Regions from separate parts of the Mus musculus genome. Here region 2 is linked to region 1. Evidence: chromatin loops called from intact Hi-C (ENCODE). Cell type or tissue: heart. All regions are shown on one strand. Links, peaks and the distances in the headings refer to the core of each region. The heading gives the core; the rest is flanking DNA.

Region 1 (9,915 bases), core at 1,188-9,187:
TAACTCATAAATGAAAGACTGTACCTAAGATAACAAGCACCCACTTTAGAAGTTACTCTCCAGAACGAAGTGTGTCAGCTTGCAGAACCCAACTCTTCCGATTCCAGTGTGAGTCAGCAACTCTTACCAACACTAGCAGACCGAATCATGTCCACGTTTTTTTATTATGATTCATATTTTACATTATGACCAGTGCAAACATGTATATGGATATCTAAAATAGAGATGTGCACACAGATGGCTAAACTAAAAATGTCACAAAATAATATATACCAGTAATTCTTTTACAGACAACACTGTGATCTTACAGTAAATTCTAACTGGTTAATTCTTGGTTTCCCACGTAACACATCAAGAGCTGCAGCTGACATGTGGCAGACAGGTTTTCCTTCCCATGCAAGCCAGTTCCCATGCAACCACTCGCCTGCCACAGCTTTGGGCTGTTCAGAATGCATCTTTTGTCTTGCACTTAACCACTCATTTAAACCCACAGATGCAAATGGAGATGATGCAGTCTGCGGGCCTCCAGTGACTTACTGTGAGACCATTCCCTCACTGCCCACTGAACCCGCACCTGTGACCTACAGTAAGACAAGTGAAACAGACATGGGAACATGAGACCGACAAGATAAAGGCCTTTGCAGCTGAGCCACATGGGCATGAGCACTCAATGACACTGCTTTAGGCTCCGCAGACTTGTGCTTGTTTCTTATACAGCAAAAGCTGACTGCTAGGGATCGTATGCTGGGACTCACTTTGGATCAAAATTTGCCTGGCTCTTCTCTCACACAACCTACCCTGAGGACACAGTCTTGGGAAAGGCTTTCCTAACATGCTGGTCCCCAAAGCTACCAAAGCTGCTACAAAATCAACAGGTAGGACCTCAGAACAGGACACAGAGTTGAAATCCTCTTCTGTCCATCAAAACACATGGAGAAAGTATTTTGTAAACAGGATTACAATTTCTAAAATGAGAACACTTAACTCACAGTTTCTCATAGCAAAGGCAGTAAACATAATCCTGAAATCAAAATGTTCTTTTCAAAGAAAAAACTACACTTAGGTTAAGTTTTCTAGAATTAGCATTTTAATGTGCTCTTACCTTATTCTTGGAATATGTCAAGGAATTTTCTGAAATTAAAAAAAAAAAAAAAGTTACCACTTGAACACATTTTCTGAATTACCCAAAATCAAATAGTAAAACTATAACAGCAACGATAAATCACTTCTGCAGTTTAAGGTACAATTCCCACATGAACAACACAACAATCATCTCAAAATCTTACAGGATAGAGAAAAAGGTGGAACCATCATCCCCCAAATGCAGTACCAAGCTGGTGACAATCTAATTTTCCCAGAACTGTGTGTTTCTGTGCAGACCGCCAGAGTGGGGGTGTTTGCCCACTGCTAAGATCTCAGAAATTCATCTGAAGACTATATCCCCCACTACACCCTCTTCTCTGTCAGTCTGAGCAAGCGGCCCGCAACTCAGCAGTACAAGAACAAAGGAGCAGACTGTCTGCCAGCTCTCCTCTCACTAGGCAAAGAGCGAATAGCCTCTGCATTCCTGGTTTCTCTTCTAAGAATGGCAACATTTGTATTGGTCTGTTAAAAAAAAGTTTAAGAATTTATTAAGAACACTCTCCTTTTGAGAATTGTAAGAAAGATGCTTTTTGCCTCAAAGTAAACCTTTGAATATGCTCTTTCCCCACACTGTAAAGTGCCAACCAGTACAGACTGCAGAGGTCTGTGTTAAGAGGCACTTGGTTCTTCTGAGCAAGTGTGTGTGCAGGGGTGTGTGTGTGTGTGTGTGTGTGTGTGTGCAGAATTGTGCTTTATGCCTCATTCAGCCACAAGACACTCTGCCATTCTTCCTTGTCATCCTGGGTACAGGGTCTGCTGTCCACACCTCACTCCCTTGGACGTAAAGAGCATCAATTCCTTATTCAAGGCATTTTTGATCAACACAAAATAGGAGCTGGTTAATTCTTGACTTTCTACTTAACACAGCATCATGAGCTGTGGCTCCGCCCAGGTCTCTCTTACCATTTCTACAGTAACTTCAAACCACATTTCTCAGCCATCTGAGTTTGAAGTCAGAACAACATTTTCAATTAAACACTGAAAAACTGTCATTTGACAGAAATATAACACAAGCCAAATTGAGCCCCATGTATACCATAGACATTTCCACAGCTATATTAAAACAAAATACATGCAATTTTTATTGCTCTAACAACTTATATTATCACTTGACTGTATTACAAATACAATTATCATACATCTTTACACATTTTTTCATATAAGTCTTTGAAATCCAGTGGGTATCTTACAGGTAAAGCACAACTCAATTAACATCATGCAGACTTCAAGTGCTCAGAACCATGTGGCCATCACTGTGAGCCTGGACCAAGTAGGTTCTAAAAGTCTTTCCTAGGACCAATGAGTAATCTGTCCATTCAGAAATAAGAGTCAAAAGTGAGAAGACTGATTATTGAGGCCTCAAAGTAGGAAAACAGATAACTGACTCTTCAATCTTTTTTTTAATTAGGTATTTTCTTCATTTACATTTCCAGTACTATCCCAAAAGTCCCCCATGCCCTCCCCCCTCACCCCCCCCCCACACTTCTTGGCCCTGACGTTCCCCTGTACTGAGGCATATAAAGTTTGCACGACCAATGGGCCTCTCTTTCCACTGATGGTCGACTAGGCCATCTTCTGATTCATATGCAGCTAGAGACACGAGCTCCAGGGGGTACTCTTCAATCTTTACCTCATACATTTGTGTAAAAATTTCAAATGGAAGAGAGAATAATTTTCTAGTAAACAATTGAAAATATAATCTGAATAATAACTGATACATTTTTAAGACACCCAAAAGGCTCGTTTTTTGGATACATATGGGATGTTTTAGGAAGTTTCTTTTTATATATTCAGTGCTCAATTCAATAGTCAGTAGTAGAATGAAAAGAACTTAAAGACCACAAAGCTTAAGAAACTCAGCTGCAGTGACTCGCTCAAATCAAACTCCCATGGGGTGAGCAGAAGAATTCAGTTAGGTTATAATTAATGTTGAATTTTCTTTATTTTGAAGGTATTACCTATTCTGTAGGTCCTCTGTGCCCCTCCATAGGTGTCAAAAATTCGCTGCAATTCACATTTCCCAGTCATCTGCCGTAAGAGCCATTTCATCCAAAATCGGAAAAAGTGTCCATAGAAAAACTCCCACAGAGACACGAACATGTTTCCCTGGAAAGAGGATATAAACACACAAGCTTAACGGTCTCAAACTGGAATTATAAAACTGAAAAAGAAATTAAGTTGATCCAACTCCCCAAATGATAATGAAATATATTATTCCATTGTGTCTATTTTGTGAGTGTTTAATTCATCAGGCAAGGAAATAACATACAACAGCTTAAATAATGATTTGCCAAATGGTCACTTGAAAAAAAAATGTAAAAAGTAGCCAAATAACTGGCCAAATTATTTAATCGCTAAAAAGAATAACCACATTTCATTTTTGCCAAATATTATATTTAATATTTTGGATTCATACTTCCGTTTTTCATCCCTTGAAACTTGGAACAAAGAAGTTCAAGAATAAAAGGACCAACCGAGCAACAATTTCAAATCTACCACACATCAGATGTGGCTTCCCAAAAAATGAGCTCTTCTCAGCCTTGGTTGAGAGCGCGCCCAGCTGTCCCTGTCAGCTGACTCCGACAAATGAAAACACTACAAGTGGCTTACAAACTGAAGCATACAGGTTGGGAAACCGAGCAGATGGCATCCTGACGAATTCATCATTGTTCTAGTCAGTAGGTGAAGGGCAGAGACACCAAGAGGTTAAAAAACAAAAAACCCCACAAAATCTATACACTTGATATAACTGATCTTGCAATAAAACTCTTTTCGGGTGCTAAACGAAGGGGAGGAGGGATACCGGGAACTCCAGCCCTGGGATTCGCAGACACACCCTCTCTGCGCCCGGGCCCGAGGAGCTGTCAAATTCGAAATCCCCGCAAGGCAAGGCACCAGGTGTCGGTGCCAGACACGCGGATCAGGATCTTTAAAATGAGTCATCCCGTCGGCGCTTGTCGGGACGAAGCGGGCAGAAGTGCCAGGCGCAGGCAGGCCGTCCCGCCGAGCCCCAGGGCCTCGGGAAACCGAGTGCGAGCCCCGTGGGCACCGCGCCGTCCCGCCCCTCTCGCGCGCGGGAACGCTGCACAAAGCCCCGACGGCCCCCGCACCCTGCGGGTTATCCGCGGGACGCCAGCGAGGCTTGCGCAGCCGCACGCCAGCAACTCAGAGTGAGAGAAAAATAAAACAGCAGCCACCTCACAGGAGCGGAAGAACTAGGGGGAAGCTGGCACTGCCTCGGTTTCCCCAGCTGCAAACACCGGCAACGGAAACGACGCTCTACGTGGAGCGCTCCCTGCGAACACCGCGACCCGGAAGTCCGCACGGAGGCTGCGGGGGCGGGGTGTCTCTTGGCTCCGCGCCCCGCCTCTTCGTCTTCTTCCGATTGGCTCGCTCTCAGCCTATCGCCGGCGCGGAAGGAGGGGCCCGCGGGCAGGCGCGCCAGACGCTGGACGGTTCCCATGGCAACGGCGGCGGCCGCACTCCCAGCCCAGCGCCAACGAGTTCCCTGTGGACTCGGCCTGGGAACTTTGCTCTGGGCTTTCCGGGACTCTTCCACCGCGGGCGTGACCACAGCACTTTCACTTACATTTCCTAATCTGCGAAGTGATTATTTCCCATCTTTATGAGGCACAAAGGAAACTTGGGTCGAAGGCACTTTATGGATGACGCAAAAGAACTTGCGTGACTAAGTGTGTGCAATGAGAAGTTGCGAGTTTTTCCTCTGAAAACAAACATGGAACACTTAATTCATCAAACGTTCATTTCTTAACATCGTTTCTACTGGAGGAATAATCTGTGCCTTTTTTTTAAACCTCAAAAGTATGGTTTTTATGTGCTAGGTGGTCTTCTACAAGGGACTCGCACGCCAAACCAACCAGCAAAAGCATAGTATCAGGTGAAGCTGCCTAACAAAGTTATTAAGGGGATTAGGGAGTAGGGGAAGGGATCATTACATACAGCGGAATCAGCAAAGTAAGGATAAGCGTTACTAGAGGAGATGAGGGAGTGTGCTGGGCCAGCTTCAGGAGGAAGACTGATCCACAGGACAGTAAATGTAGAAGTCCTGGGTTAGGAATGTATTACAAAAGGCTGATGGCACAATAATGGGGTTGGTGGGTTGGATAAGAAAGAGCCAAGTGGAGAGAAGGCTAAATATAAAAGAAGTTAAAAATGAAACAAAAGAAATTCCTGAATTGGGCACGCTCATGCATGCCTGTAATTACATGCCAGCTGGAGGGTGATGTGGGCAGGGAGATCTGCAGTTCAAGGCTACTTAAGGATCTGCCTAAAAAAGTAGATAGATAGATAGATAGATAGATAGATAGATAGATAGATAGATAGATAGATAGACAGACAGACAGACAGTTTAGCCTCCTACCCAAACAAGATTCCTGGCTCCTTGGTCCCCTTGTCAGGACCAACCACTATTAGTTCCTTATACTTCCAAAAATATTCAAGCCAGTGTCTTGTCTATGCCCCATCCATCTCCGTGTTAGGTCTGATTAAGTGCGCAGTACATGCCTTTCCAATTTTTCTTTTTTTCAAGACAGGGTTTCTCTGTGTAGCCCTGGCTGTCCTGTCACTTTGTAGACCAGGCTGGCCTCGAACTCAGAAATCCACCTGACTCTGCCTCCTGAGTGCTGGGATTAAAGGCATGCACCACCACGCCCGGCATGCCTTTCCATTTTAAAGGTAGATTCTTCTTGTAGAGCATAAACCTATGAAGGGCAGACAAGCCACCACCTTTGCCCCATGGGAGTGAAATATTTCGTGGAGACCATCTCTCTCCCTGTCTCCAGTCAAGTTCTTGTCCCGCCCTCCTCTAAGAATGGAGTGGTCAGACAACAAAGACGTGTTATTGACACTCTGGGATTAACAGCCTTTACAAGATAAAAACTAGTTTAAACAGATTGCCATGTAGGATTTTACTATTCAGAGCCATTTGAACTCTCAGTTCCTGAAAGCATACAGCTCTAGCAGGTCACTGGACCAGCATGGTGGCCAAGCTGGGACTCAAGGCTCTGAAGCTGCAAGTCTGGAAGTCTACATCAGAGTAGGTATCACAGCAGTGGGTCTTGGAGTCAGGAAGCAGCTGCAGAGACAATTCCCTTCTTAGCCAGACTGCAAACTCTTGGAGAAATGAACCCTCTGCCTCAGCTGCTGGCCATATCCTGGAGCAGCCTCAGGTGAGCTCCCTGCCCAGAGTAGAAGGACCAGGGAGCCTCCAGTCAAATCCATCCCCCGGGAGTGTTGGAGGCAGCCTTTCTTCTATATGCTCCTGCAGTAAGCTGTTCTGTTTCTATAGCTTTGAGTATCCAAATTTATAGGTTACCAAGCAGGCCCTGATTGGCAAATCTTGAAAATGGGTATGTCCTGAAAGTGGAAGAATTAGAATTTAGGATCAATCAAGGAAGAGTTATCAAATCTAATGGGGTAGGGGTAAACCCAGAGACCAGCAAAAGTTCTCAGTCAAGTACACAGCTCTCTGTTAGAGTAGGAAAATGTAAAAGAAATCTCTTGGCCAGCCACACACCATCTTTGGCGCGAACCCAGCAGAGGGTCCCAAGGTCCCTAGAGGACTCTCCACGATGCAGGCCCCCTAGCACACCAAGGGCCTCAGGATCACTAGTGAGTAGAATGCAAAATCAATTTCAAAGAATCCTGGAGGGTCTTGTGCCAGCAGGAACAGGGACAAAGGAACCCTGCCCTACCAGAGGATGGAATTCTTTCCTGTCAGAGCCAGCTGCGCACCATCTTCAGCGTGAACCCAGTACAGGGTGCCAAGGTCCCCAGAGGACTCTACACCTGGGACTTTGGGATCACTGGAGGCAGAGTTGAGACCCAGACCCCTGGGCACCTTCCTTGCCAGAGGAGAGTCCCGCCTCCAGGGAGGGCTCTAACCCCAGGACACAGGAGGTGGATCAGAGCTCCAGACTTCTGAACACCTTCCCTGGAAGAGGAGAGCTTGCCTGCAGAGAGTGCTCTGACCACTGGGATTCAGGTGAGAGTTGGGCTCCCAGGAGTGCTGACAGAGGCTAACAGAATCACAGGAGGAACAAGCTCCAGAACCAGAACATCCACAACATCATCAGAACCCAGAACACCCACAACAGCGAGTCCTCAATACCCTAACACACCCGAAAAGCAAGACTCGGATTTAAAATCATATCTCATGATGCTGGTAGAGGATTTTAAGAAAGGCATTAAACACTCACTTAAATACAGGAGAACACTGCTAAACAAGTAGAAGTCCTTAAAGAATTATAGGAAAACACTGCTAAACAGGTAGAAGTCCTTAAAGAGGAAAAACAAAAATCCCTTAAAGAATTACAGGAAAACACAACCAAACAGGTAATGGAATTGAACAAAACCATCCAAGATCTAAAAATGGAAGTAGAAACAATAAAGAAAACCCAAAGGGAAACAACTCTGGAGATAGAAATCCTGGGAAAGAAATCAAGAAACATAGATGCAAGCATCAGTAACAGAATACAAGAGATGGAAGAGAGAATCTCAGGTGCAGAAGACTCCATAGAAAACATGGACACATTTGACAAGATCCAACACCCATTCATGATAAAAGTCTTGGAAAGATCAGGAATTCAAGGCCCATACCTAAAATTGATAAAAGCAATCCAGTAGCCAACATCAAAGTAAATGGTGAGAAGCTGGAAGCAATCCCACTAAAATCAGGGACTAGACAAGGCTGCCCACTTTCTCCCTACCTATTCAACATAGTACTTGAAGTATTAGCCAGAGCAATTCGACAACAAAAGGAGATCAAGGGGATACAAATTGGAAAAGAGGAAGTCAAAATATCACTTTTTGCAGATGATATGATAGTATATATAAGTGACCCTAAAAATTCCACCAGAGAACTCCAGCTTCGGTGAAGTAGCTGGATATAAAATTAACTCAAACAAGTCAATGGCCTTTCTCTACACAAAGAATAAACAGGCTGAGAAAGAAATTAGGGAAACAACACCCTTCTCAATAGTCACAAGTAATATAAAATATCTTGGTGTCACTCTAACTAAGGCAGTGAAAGATCTGTATGATAAGAACTTCAAATCTCTGAAGAAAGAAATTAAAGAAGATCTCAGAAGATGGAAAGATCTCCCATGCTCATGGATTGGCAGGACCAACATTGTAAAAATGGCTATCTTGCCAAAAATCTACAGATTCAATGCAATCCCCATCAAAATTCCAACTCAATTCTTCAACGAATCTGCAAATTCACCTGGAATAACAAAAAACCTAGGATAACAAAAACTCTTCTCAAGGATAAATGAACTTCTGGAGGAATCACCATGCCTGACCTAAAGCTGTATGTACTACAGAGCAATTGTGATAAAAACTGCATGTTAGTGGTATAATGACAGACAAGTAGACCAATGGAATAGAATTGAAGACCCAGAAATGATCCCACACACCTATGGTCACTTGATCTTCGACAAGGGAGCTAAAACCATCCAGTAGAAGAAAGACAGCATTTTCAACAATTGGTGCTGGCACAACTGGTGGTTATCATGTAGAAGAATGTGAATCGATCCATTCCTATCTCCTTGTACTAAGGTCAAATCTAAGTGGATCAAGGAACTCCCCATAAAACCAGAGACACTGAAACTTATAGAGGAGAAAGTGGGGAAAAGCCTGGAAGATATGGGCACAGGGAAAAAATTCCTGAATAGAACAGCAATGGCTTGTTCTGTAAGATCGAGAATTGACAAATGGGACCTCATGAAACTGCAAAGCTTCTGTAAGGCAAAAGACACCATCAATAAGACAAAAAGGCCACCAACAGATTGGGAAAGGATCTTTACCTATCCTACATCAGATAGGGGACTAATATTCAACATATATAAAGAACTCAAGAAGGTGGACTTCAGAAAATCAAATAACCCCATTATAAATGGGGCTCAGAGCTAAACAAAGAATTCTCACCTGAGGAATACCGAATGGCTGAATAGCACCTGAAAAAATGTTCAGCATCCTTAATCATCAGGGAAATGCATTTCAAAACAACCCTGAGATTCCATCTCACACCAGTCAGAATGGCTAAGATCAAAAATTCAGGTGACAGCAAATGCTGGCGAGGATGTGGAGAAAGAGGAACACTCCTCCATTGTTGGTGGGATTGCAAGCTTGTACAACCTCTCTGGAAATCAGTCTGGCCATTCCTCAGAAAATTGGACATAGTACTACTGGAGGATCCCGCAATACCTCTCCTGGGCATTTATCCAGAAGATGTCCCAACCGGTAAGAAGGACACATGCTCCACTATGTTCATAGCAGCCTTATTTATAATAGCCAGAAGCTGGAAAGAACCCAGATGCCCCTCAACAGAGGAATGGATACAGAAAATGTGGTACATTTACACAATGGAGTACTACTCAGCTATTAAAAAGAATGAATTTATGAAATTTCTAGACAAATGGATGGACCTGGAGGGTATCATCCTGAGTGAGGTAACCCAATCACAAAAGAACTTACATGATATGCACTCACTGATAAGTGGATATTAGCCTAGAAACTTAGAATACCCAAGATACAATTTGCAAAACACATGAAACTCAAGAAGAAGGAAGACCAAAGTGTGGATACTTTGTACCTCCTTAGAATGTGGAACAAAATACCCATGTAAAGAGTTTCAGCCAGGCGTGGTGGTGCATGCGTTTAATCCCCACACTTGGGAGGCAGAGGCAGGCGAATTTCTGAGTTAGAGGCCAGCCTCGTCTACAGAGTGAGTTCCAGGACAGCCACGGCTAC
Region 2 (9,915 bases), core at 1,061-9,060, 230 kb after region 1:
ATCCAATCAAACTCGAAGAACTGATGCTTCCTCTGGTGAATTTTTCTTCTGCTGTTTTCTGTTAAATGTCACCCGTCCTCCGCAACGTTTCTGCCAAATGTCCTCTGCTTTCTACAACATTGGTGGCCTTTCCTCTTCGTCTCCAACCATGTTGGGTACCAGGTGTAAAAGTAACTTTCACTCACCAGAGGTAATTGTTGTCTCAGAGGCTTACTGCTGAATAAACTCACCCTTTCTAACTCTTTCTAGACTATGGCTGGCTAGTTCAACTCATCTGTTCTGATTAAATCCTCTCCAAGCTGACTGATTCAAGTTGGCTTCTGACTGAATTGCTTTGCGTGGAAAAACTGCCTCTGAACTCCATGAACTGAACTGAACTGAACTGAACTGAACTGAACTGAACTGAACTGAACTGAACTGACTGCATGAACCAAACAGAAATACAGTAACTTAACTGAGCTCAACTGTTCTTCACCAAACTGAACTGTGTGTGTGTGTGTCTCTCTCTCTCTCTCTGCACTGCTCTTTCCTGTCTGCTCTCATAGAAATTGGGTATATCCTGTCACTGACTCATTCTGTCCAATCTTTCTCTTATTCAACACTTTGTCTGCCCTTCAATTGTCTAGATGTCATTGTCTAGGATTAAAGGGATGTACTAAAGATGTGTCTATATTCCAGAAGTGGGAGTAAAGGTGTGTAGATCGTAATCCCAACAAAGGGATACCTCAGGAACAGGGCGGATAAACCTGCCAGCCTGAGTAAGTGTAAGCAGACAAAACCAAAAGCTTCTTTCTTCCACATCCTTTCACATGGGCTGCCACCAGAAGATGTCCCCAGATTTGGAGTGAGTCTTCCTACTTCAAATAATCCAGATTTGGAGCTCTTCATACCTCAAATGATCAATCAAGAAAAATCCCTCACGTTCCCATCTTCATGGGTTTTAGCTGATTCCCGATGTAATGAAGCTGACAACTAAGATGGGCTATTAAAGGCACAGAGAGACTGCATGTGTGACAGAGAGATAGAGAGAAAGAAAGGGGAGCGGAAGTGTGTGTGAGAGAGACACAGAAAGAGTTAAAGCAAGTGTGCATGGCAGAGAGACAGAGATTATATAGTGACACAGAGACAAGAACACAGAGAGACAGAGTGTAATACAAAGACAAGGTGAATGTGTTTGTGTGTTACAGAGAGAAGTGTATATGTGACCAAGAGAGTGTACATGTGACAAAGAGAAGCAGAGACACACAAGGAGAGATAGGAAGCTCAAGGGTCCATAAAACACAGGGAGAGTCAAAGAGTGTGTGTGACACAGAGGAGTAAAGTGTGAAGATGACAAATAAGTGTGTTAAATGTGACAAAGGCAAAGTGTGTGTGTGTGTTTGTGTATGTGCATGCGCACGCGCCTGTGTGGGTAAAACAAAAAGACAGTATATCTATGTGAGACATATAGACACAGAGAGATGTGAGAGACAAAAACAGACAGTGAGAGAAGTGTGTGTGTCACACAGACAGTGTGTTTGTGCGTGATACAGAGACAAAGAGACAGTGTGTGTGACAGAGAGAAATAGAGGCAGAGAGGGTATGCATGAGACATGGAGAGAGAAGCGATGTGTGAGACAGGCAGACAGACAGAAAGACAGAGGTGGTGGGTATTTGAGAAACAGAATAACATGGACAGAGACAGAGAGTATGTGTAATATAGAGACAGAGTCAGAGAGATGGGAAAATAGTGTATATTTGTGTGAGGCACGGAGAGTCAGACATTGGAAAAGACAGAGATAAGGAGATACAAAGGAGGTGCGTGTGACAGAGAGATAGTGTGCAGGACACAGAGACTGAGACAACCCTACTTCTGAAAGCACACACTTCAGACACAGAACCTGGAGAAATGGAGCTGGAGCTGGCCTGCAGCACCCTCCCTGAGGCCTAGCCCCCATCATCCCTGCAGAGGCCGTGCAAGCTCACAACCAAGAGGAGCAGTGAAGAGCTGCTGCCCAGCTGGGAAGCCTGTGAGGCACAACACTATGGCGACAAGAATCACGCTATACCTCAGGGATGACCAACAGCAATCTAATTGGACTTTCAGCATGCTCATTAGGAAGGAATCCACATCTGGCACTGTAGACCTAGCCCCCAACCCATGGAGGAGAACCAACTACCGAGCTTTCCCTAAACTAGCATAATTCTAACTGCATTCTAAATACTTATCCTAACACACTAAGGTAAGCTCTTGCCCCTCAACAATGCCTGCTTTGCATCAGACAGAGACCATTACAGACATCTGTATGCAGAGAACACCTGACCACGGGATGCCCAATCTAAACCGATACATCTACCATGCAACCTGCACACATGTGTAAGGCTCGGGGAATGTTGTGGAAGAAATGCACAAAAGACTGTAAGGGCCAGAGGACCAGGACATCTGCTGTGTGGGTGTCTTCTGCACATGACAGGGAAGCTGCCCACGTGAGACCTGCACAACCACACTAGTTGGTACCTGGTAAAGGAAAATCTCACAAGGCCTCATCCTTAGATGAACTACAGGCAATTAATAGCAGGTGAGAGTGGAAGAATCAGAACATGACAAAGTGGACAAGGAGAAGCCGACACGGCCTCAACCCTACACAAAGAACTACAGGCAACTAAGAAATCTGAGCGCAGCAGAGGTGGTCTTCCCCTGGGAAGAGCTCACCAACTAAGTAATTGCCAAACAGTAGCCCTGAAAACAGACATAGGAGTAACACTATACAGACTGAGCTGGTTATATTTAGGAGCATATATGTATATGCATATATGGATGCAATAACAATGAAAAGGAGGCCATTAATTTGGAAGATAGTATGGAAGGGTATATGAGAGGGTTTAGAGGGAAAGGGAAAATGTGATTATAAGCTCAGAAATGCAAAAGAGCTGGGTGTGGTATCGCACCCCTTTAATCCCAGCAGTTGGGAGGCAGAGGCAGGCAGATGTCTGAGTTTGAGGCCAGGCTGGTCTGCAGAGGGAATTCCAGGAAAGCCATGGCTACACAGAGGAAATCCTGTCTCAGAAATACAAAAAAGGAGAGAGAGAGAGAGAGAGAGAGAGAGAGAGAAAGAGAGAGAGAGAGAAAGAGAGAGAGAGAGGGAGAGAGAGAGAGAGAGAGGACAAACTAACAAGAAAGGGAGAACATAGAAATACAAAAGACAGTGTGTGTGTGTGTGTGTTTGTGTGTGTGTGTGTGTGTGTGTGTGTGTGTGTGTGTGTGTGTGTGTGTGTGTGTGTGACACAGACTGAGATCCAGAGACTGAGGGGATAGACAGACAGACAGACAGAGACAGGAAGTGTATAACAGAGATAAGCAAAGACAGAACGAAAGAGTGTGTGTGACATGCTCAGAGAGACAGAGTGTGAATGAGTATGTGTAGGACACAGAATGTGATAATATGTGTGAAACAGAGACAGAGTATGTGTGACAGAGACAAACAGAGAATAAGACACGGGGGTGAGAACGGAGAACGAGACATGGGGCATGTATGAGAGACGCCAAGAGAGACAGAGGTTTGTGTATCAGACACAGAGAGACCGACACGTGAATTGTGTGTGTGTACATGGAGACAGAGACACAGAGTATATGTCTGACACAAAGACAGAGTGTTTGCACGTCACAGAGACATAGACAAGAAAGAGAGACAGGGAGGGGGAAAGACAACATGTATGTGCTCAAGCTCTGTCCAGTGGAGAAGAGAGGCTCCTCCTGGCTGCCTTCAGACCAAGGTGCAGAACGCTCAGCTCCTTCTCCAGCACCAGGCCTGCCTGGATGCTGCCATGCTTCCCACCATGATGATAACAGACTGAACCTCTGAAACCATAAACCAGCCCCAATTAAATGTTTTCTTTGTTTCTTCACAGTGATAAAACCCTAACTAAGCCACTCAGTTTTAAAGTACTGTCTCACAAAGGCAAAGACCTATGTTTGATCTCAAGAAGCCACACTGTGCTACCTGCTTTTTATGTCAACTTGACATAGGTTAGAGTCACTGTGGAAGAGAGAGCCTCAGCTGAGAAAACACCCCACCAGATTGGCCAAAGGCAAGTCTGGAGTACATTTTCTTTCTTTCTTTTTCTTTTCTTCTCTTTTTTTTTTTTCCTTTTTTTTTTTGTACATTTTATTTAGTGGTTGACATGTGGTGTAACCCCTGAGGTGGTGGCCATGGGTACTAAAAGAAAGCAGCCTGAGCCAGGCGGTGGTGGCGCATGCCTTTAATCCCAGCACTTGGGAGGCAGAGGCAGGCGGATTTCTGAGTTCGAGGCCAGCCTGGTCTACAAAGTGAGTTCCAAGACAGCCAGGGCTATACAGAGAAACCCTATACAAAGAAAAGAAAGCAGCCTGAGAATGCCAGTAAGCAGCACTCCTGGGTGGCCACTGTGTCAGTTCCTGCCTCCAGGGTCTGTGTTCCTGTCCTGACTTCCCATCAGGACATTCCCGTCAGGACATACTGCATTCCAGACCGGGAAGTAAAACACTTACCTCCCCAAATGGCTTCTGGTGGTATTTCATCACAGCAATGGAAACCCTAACTAAAATACCATGTAAAACAGACGCTGGGCATGGCAGCCCAGAGGAGACAAAGACAAGAGGATCCCTGGGGCTTACAGACCAGCCCGCCTTGGGGAGCTCTGAACAGAGAGGTGTGCTTAGTCTGAGTCAAATAAGCTGTCCTGGATGAGAGGAGAGAGCAAGCCAAGAGAGGACACACCCTGACAGACACTTAGGAGCAAGGAAGAGAGTGGTTCCTTCAGAAGCTCTAGACCAAGAGCTTTTAAGACCATCAGGTTGGCTGCGCCCTCTCTGGTCAGGATTGGGCACTACGGACAGGCTTCAGTGGTAAAGCCTTCATTTACCATGTTCTAGACCAGGATCACAAAGTATTCATTTTAGAAGAACAACGACTGGAAGGAGGGCTCAGTCATTACTGTGATTGCTTTACCAACATAAAGAACTCAATTCAGTCCCCAAACCCCATGTAAGAAAACTCCTGGTGTGGGGGCACACGCTTGAAATTCCAGAACCACAGACAGGGTGCCCGGTTAAATCTCTCGGGCCTTCTAGACAGCCAGCCTCACCTACTTGAAGGGTTCAAAGCCAGTGGGAGACAGTGTCTCAAACAAGTTGGACAGAGACAGAGTAATGACCCCAGAAATTGACCTCTGACCACCAAATGCACTCATAAGCACACCTACGTATGTGCACTCACACCGACAAACCTAGGGAAAGTGTTTGGAAGTTCGAGTGTTGGAAATGGTAGTGTATATCTGTGGGAAAGCACTTATCTACCATATGCTAGGCCTGGGGGTCTATCCTAAAACCAGAAAAAAAAATTAATTTAAGAAAAAAAAAAAAAAGAGGAGGAGGAAGAGGAACGCGGAAGATGGTTCGGTCCAGGGTGTCCACAGTACCCATGTATACACATGTATACAGCAGGCTTGGTGGCACACATTTATAATCCTAGCACTGGGCAGAGCACAGGGGACCCTGCCACCTCCCCGCTTCCACACCCGCACTCCTCCCTGCAACTCCCTGGCCAGCCTGGCCTTCTAGCCAACTGGCGTTCGCCGCACCCGCTCTGTCTCCTCCACACCGCCAGGGGGTGTCAGCGAGCCAGGAAGCGTTCCATCGTTCATCTCTATGACCCCCGCCGCAGCCTAGATGACCCGGAAGACACTGAAGGGGCAGTGCTTCCAGGTGGGAGCGAGGTGACCCCGGCTACTAAAGAAGGGTAAGGCAGAGTAGCCATGGGGGCGCACCTGACCCGGCGCTATCTGTGGGATGCCTCGGTGGAGCCTGACCCCGAGAAGATACCCAGCTTCCCGCCGGACCTCGGCTTTCCGGAGCGCAAGGAGCGAGGTGAGCTCAGTGCGCAGGCGCGACCGCAGATCCCGCGGAACTCAGCTGCCTGCTTGCGGAGGGCCGGGTCGAGTCGGGAGGGCGACCTCCTTGAGTGTGGAGGCTGTGCGGGGATGGCTAAAGCAAAAGGCTGGGACGAGACAGCAGAGAACGGGAAGATGAGACTGCCCCGGTGCACTTCGTCCTGGGCACAGCGCGGAGCCTAGGACATGTTCTTTGCATCTCCATACATTGTCACTAGCATTTGGTTACGTACAATAATACAAGGTTGGGGGGCTGGAGCGATCATGCTCCTTGTCCTGTCTAGTGTGATGGTGCTGGGGGAGGAACCCAAGGCCTGTGTGTACTCGCAAGGTTCTCATTCTTCCTGTATAGGAAAATCAGAGTGACAGCTCTGGACAAAGTCCTAGTTTGGCACTTGGGATGCCCCAGGGTAGCAGAGAGCCACTGGCGCTGTCTTCAGGGAGCCCCCTGGACAAAGCAGCGTGTCCAAAAAGATCTGGGAAGCAAATTTAAGAGTGTAGAAGCACAGGCTAAAAGGGGTGTATATGAGATTGATGAAGCTGGTACCAGGGAGGGACAGAGCCCCACTTGTAAGCAGGGGAAAGACACAAATGACTTGCCTTACCAAAAGGTTGTAGTGTCGACTAGAAGATGGCTCCGTCAGTACTGAATCTGCAGAACATTTACCCACCTGACACCCTGCTTTGCCCATAGTCATTTTGAAAATACAGCACTCCCTGGCCGCCTCTCTTGCTTGGCTAATCCAAAACCCTGGTAAAACTCAGCTGGCCCTGCTGACCTGGTCTCCAAGTTGCTTCCTCACTCCAGACCCCCTTCTTATTTTTGAGTCAGACTAGTCTCTAACTCACAGTCCTTTCCCTTTGGCCTCGGGAGCACAGAGCTCATAGGCCCAGTGGTGCTCAGGGATGCTATAGCCTACATTGTTGCTTCTATAGTTCTTCACTGCCTCTTCATCTTAGGCAAGCTCTTGTGAGAAAGCAAGAGTAGCTCCTGCTCCCACACCCATGCATCTCCAAACTCCTTCCAAATGACTTGTCCCTAGCCTGGCGGAGTCCCCATTCCAGGTGAACCCCCCCCCACACACACACACACACCCCTTTATATCCTCCATCCACCCTCTACAATGAAAGGATCCTGCTCCCGAACCTCTCATCAGGCTCCTGTCCATGGTTTTGAAACACCCCCACAGGAACATCATGAGTTCCTGGGATGGATAGCAATCCTGTCTCAAAACCTAAGTATAAAAATCCCCGTTACTGAAGGGCTCCTCTCAAGGCTCCCAGCCAGCCCCAGCTCCACCTGTCATTCCCCACCTCTACCTTGCTCACCTCCACTTCCCTGCGCACTCTCACTGATTGTTCCTCGGCTCCCTTGACTGCCTTGAAGCTGCTGCCTCCTTTGTTCTGCCCTGGAGGCAGCTCACAACTGTGTGGTGTACACCAGTGCTGTCCACTTGATCTCCAAGGGGAGCCTTAACCTTGAACTTATAAATGACATTGCTGACTTTTGTTTTCTGAATTTTAGGGCTTTATTAGTGGTACATGTGTATGTGAGCACTCGTGTGCATTGACGGCCAGAAGTCTGCAGAGTGTCCTCCTGAAATCACATCCCCTTTCCTCCCCCAGGAGCCACCACCCCCTTCCACTGACACCTTAATTTTTAAGATAGGGTTTCACTCTGTAGCACAGGCTGGCCAACCTCTGAGTGTTGAGATCACAGGAGTAAGCCAACAAGCCCAGCCTGGGTTTTATTTTCCTTTTGAGACAGGATCTTGCTGTGTAGCACAGGCTAGTCTCAAAACTCTTACCTCAGGCTCCTGAGTGCCGAGATTGCTGGCTGTACCCCTCTGTCTTCAATGTCTGTCTTGTACTCTTTGAGTCTCAGCTCTGTCCTCCCCTTAAGCCTACCGTGCTCACCTTCCCAGTCACTGTCAAGGACAGCTCTACCTTTCCCTGAGCTTAGGTCAAAACCCGGAAGCAGGAAAGGTGCCTGCTGCCTCAAGGCTTTGGCCCCCTTCTACCTGAGATGTTCTTGCCCCAGGCATCTGCCCGACTCGGCCCTTGCCTCATGGCCCACTTTCCAGCACTTCCTAACTCTGGTTTTGGTTGGGTTTGGTTTGCCCTCTGCAGTCAGTAAGGCTGCCAGCCATTCAAAGACAGTGTGCTCAGCCTACTTTGTGTCCCTCTGAAGAGGGAGACCATCTATTTGCCTGGTTCCCTCCTACATTCCTGCAGCTTAGCAGGCAACAGTGTGCTAAAGGCTTGCTGCTGGCCTCTTGTGAACTGGAAATGAGAGGCCAGAGCTTGAGTTGCTAACCCGAGCTCCAGGGTGAGTAACTCTGGCAAGAGCCTGCCTGTGATTTGAGCCCTGGGCCTGGAGTACAGAGGTGCAGAGTGGAGGGACCAGGTTGGCCTCATCAGCCTACTGTAGCATCAACAGTCAGAAGTGCGGTCAAAGCTGTAAAGAAGCAGGTGGCTGCTGCTGGGCTCGGGAGCTCCAGAGAGAGAGCAACACAGAAGGCAGAGAAAGCCTATCTGGGTGACATGCAACCCTGCTGAGGCACGTCTGGGCACCAGGTGAGAAGCCCAAAAAAGGGGACAAGGACCTGAGACCATGTAAGAAAGGACGGTAGCTGGAAGCATAATGGGAGACAACAGCCCTGACAGGAATTGGATACCCCCACCCCACCCCACCCCAGAGGAAGGCCAGCAGGTGATTGGAGCATGCAGTGGCTGTGCAGGGCTAAGGTTTTCCCAAGGCCTCACACAAGCTACCACTGACTTAACTCCAACCGGTTTCTGTGTATTTTTTTAAGGTTCTTTTTGTTTTTAATGGTCTGAATAGACATTTGGACATAAGGGTTCAGGTGCCAGATAAGGGCAGAGAGGGCAGTGGATCCCTGGAGCTGGAGTTATCGGCAGTGGTGAGAGCTGCCCACCCCACCCCACCCCCACCCCCAGTTTTCTGCAGGAGCAATACATGCTAAGCCAGCTCTCTAGCCAGCTTGTTTGGTTTGGTTTTCAAGACAGGGTTTCTGTGTAGTCCTTGCTGTCCTTTAGACCAGGCTGGCCTTGAACTTGGAGATCTGCCTGCCTCTGCCTCCCAAGTGCTAAGATCAAAGGTGTATACCACCACCACCACCACCTCTAATAGAATATGTTTTAGTGCAATGAAATAGGACTGAGGCCCACCCAGGTGGAGAGGAGATAGGCCTACAGACCCAGCAAAGCAGGTATGTGGTTGAGGGCCATAGTGGAGACAGGCTGGCGAGTTTCTATTACTAAACACTCCTGAAGGGTCAGGCTTGCCAGTGATAGCTGATCTACCCGAGGCTTACTTAACACACACACACATGCTATGTGGTGGCCTTTTGTCAACATCAGACTCCAAACAGTGAATGCTATAAGTCCTATAAGCTAGTGACGGACCTTGGTTTGTGTGAGCACATGCTACGCTGATCACACCGGCACCCCAATGATGCTCCAAAGACGCTTCCTGTTACCACAGCTCTGTTGACTTAGTGGACAGCCCGGCACCTTCTGTGCTGGGACTGGCATCTTCCAGTGGGGGAGCAAAGGCTGAGAGGCCCCAGTACCCACTGAAAAGCTGAAATTCAGGTTCCATATGGCTTAGGGGCTGGGGAAGGTGAGCTGAGCTCTCTGGGAGACAGCATCTCTAGATGAAGGGACATCAGAGTTCTTTATTGCTGTTTAGGACATAGGGGACGAGGAGTCACCCTTCCTGTCAGGGTGCAGCCATAATCCAGATGGGTTCTGCTAAGCCATACTGTGTCTGGCTTCCGTTTGTGCCATGTGCACACCGGGGTCTGTGGAGGTGGGGCTGGCTGCAGGGCTGAGCCTCACCACTCCCCACAGTGATGGTGGCCACACAACAAGAGATGATGGATGCCCAGCTGACACTGCAGCAACGTGACTACTGTGCCCACTACCTCATCCGGCTGCTGAAGTGCAAGCGAGACAGCTTCCCCAACTTCCTGGCCTGCAAGC

Evidence for each region. Peaks named below come from ENCODE experiments on the same cell type or tissue, not always from the same donor. Only the 100,000 strongest peaks of a DNase experiment are listed, where the experiment ranks them.
Region 2: it touches region 1 in a loop (2.5-fold over the local background); 2 of 42 quality-filtered maps call a loop at or near these places.

The regions. Positions count from the first base shown.
Region 1 is chr8:83,328,010-83,337,924 of GRCm38, forward strand. Elmod2 (ELMO/CED-12 domain containing 2) reads right to left here and starts at 4,477. Exons shown (of 9, transcript NM_178736.5): 1 at 4,341-4,477; 2 at 3,102-3,249; 3 at 1,103-1,131. The coding sequence starts at 3,243. Gm32327 (predicted gene, 32327) reads left to right here and starts at 4,610. Exons shown (of 2, transcript NR_168721.1): 1 at 4,610-5,041. In heart, for the core only: no CTCF peak of the experiment used is centred there; a DNase peak (open chromatin) is centred at 4,572; H3K4me3 peaks cover 1,834 bases; H3K27ac peaks cover 1,104 bases; H3K27me3 peaks cover 696 bases.
Region 2 is chr8:83,561,047-83,570,961 of GRCm38, forward strand. It overlaps Ndufb7 (NADH:ubiquinone oxidoreductase subunit B7), which reads left to right and starts at 5,712. Exons shown (of 3, transcript NM_025843.3): 1 at 5,712-5,884; 2 at 9,784-9,915. The coding sequence starts at 5,773. In heart, for the core only: CTCF peaks have their summits at 4,833 and 5,622 (motif pointing right); a DNase peak (open chromatin) is centred at 5,675; H3K4me3 peaks cover 2,035 bases; H3K27ac peaks cover 2,160 bases; H3K27me3 peaks cover 249 bases.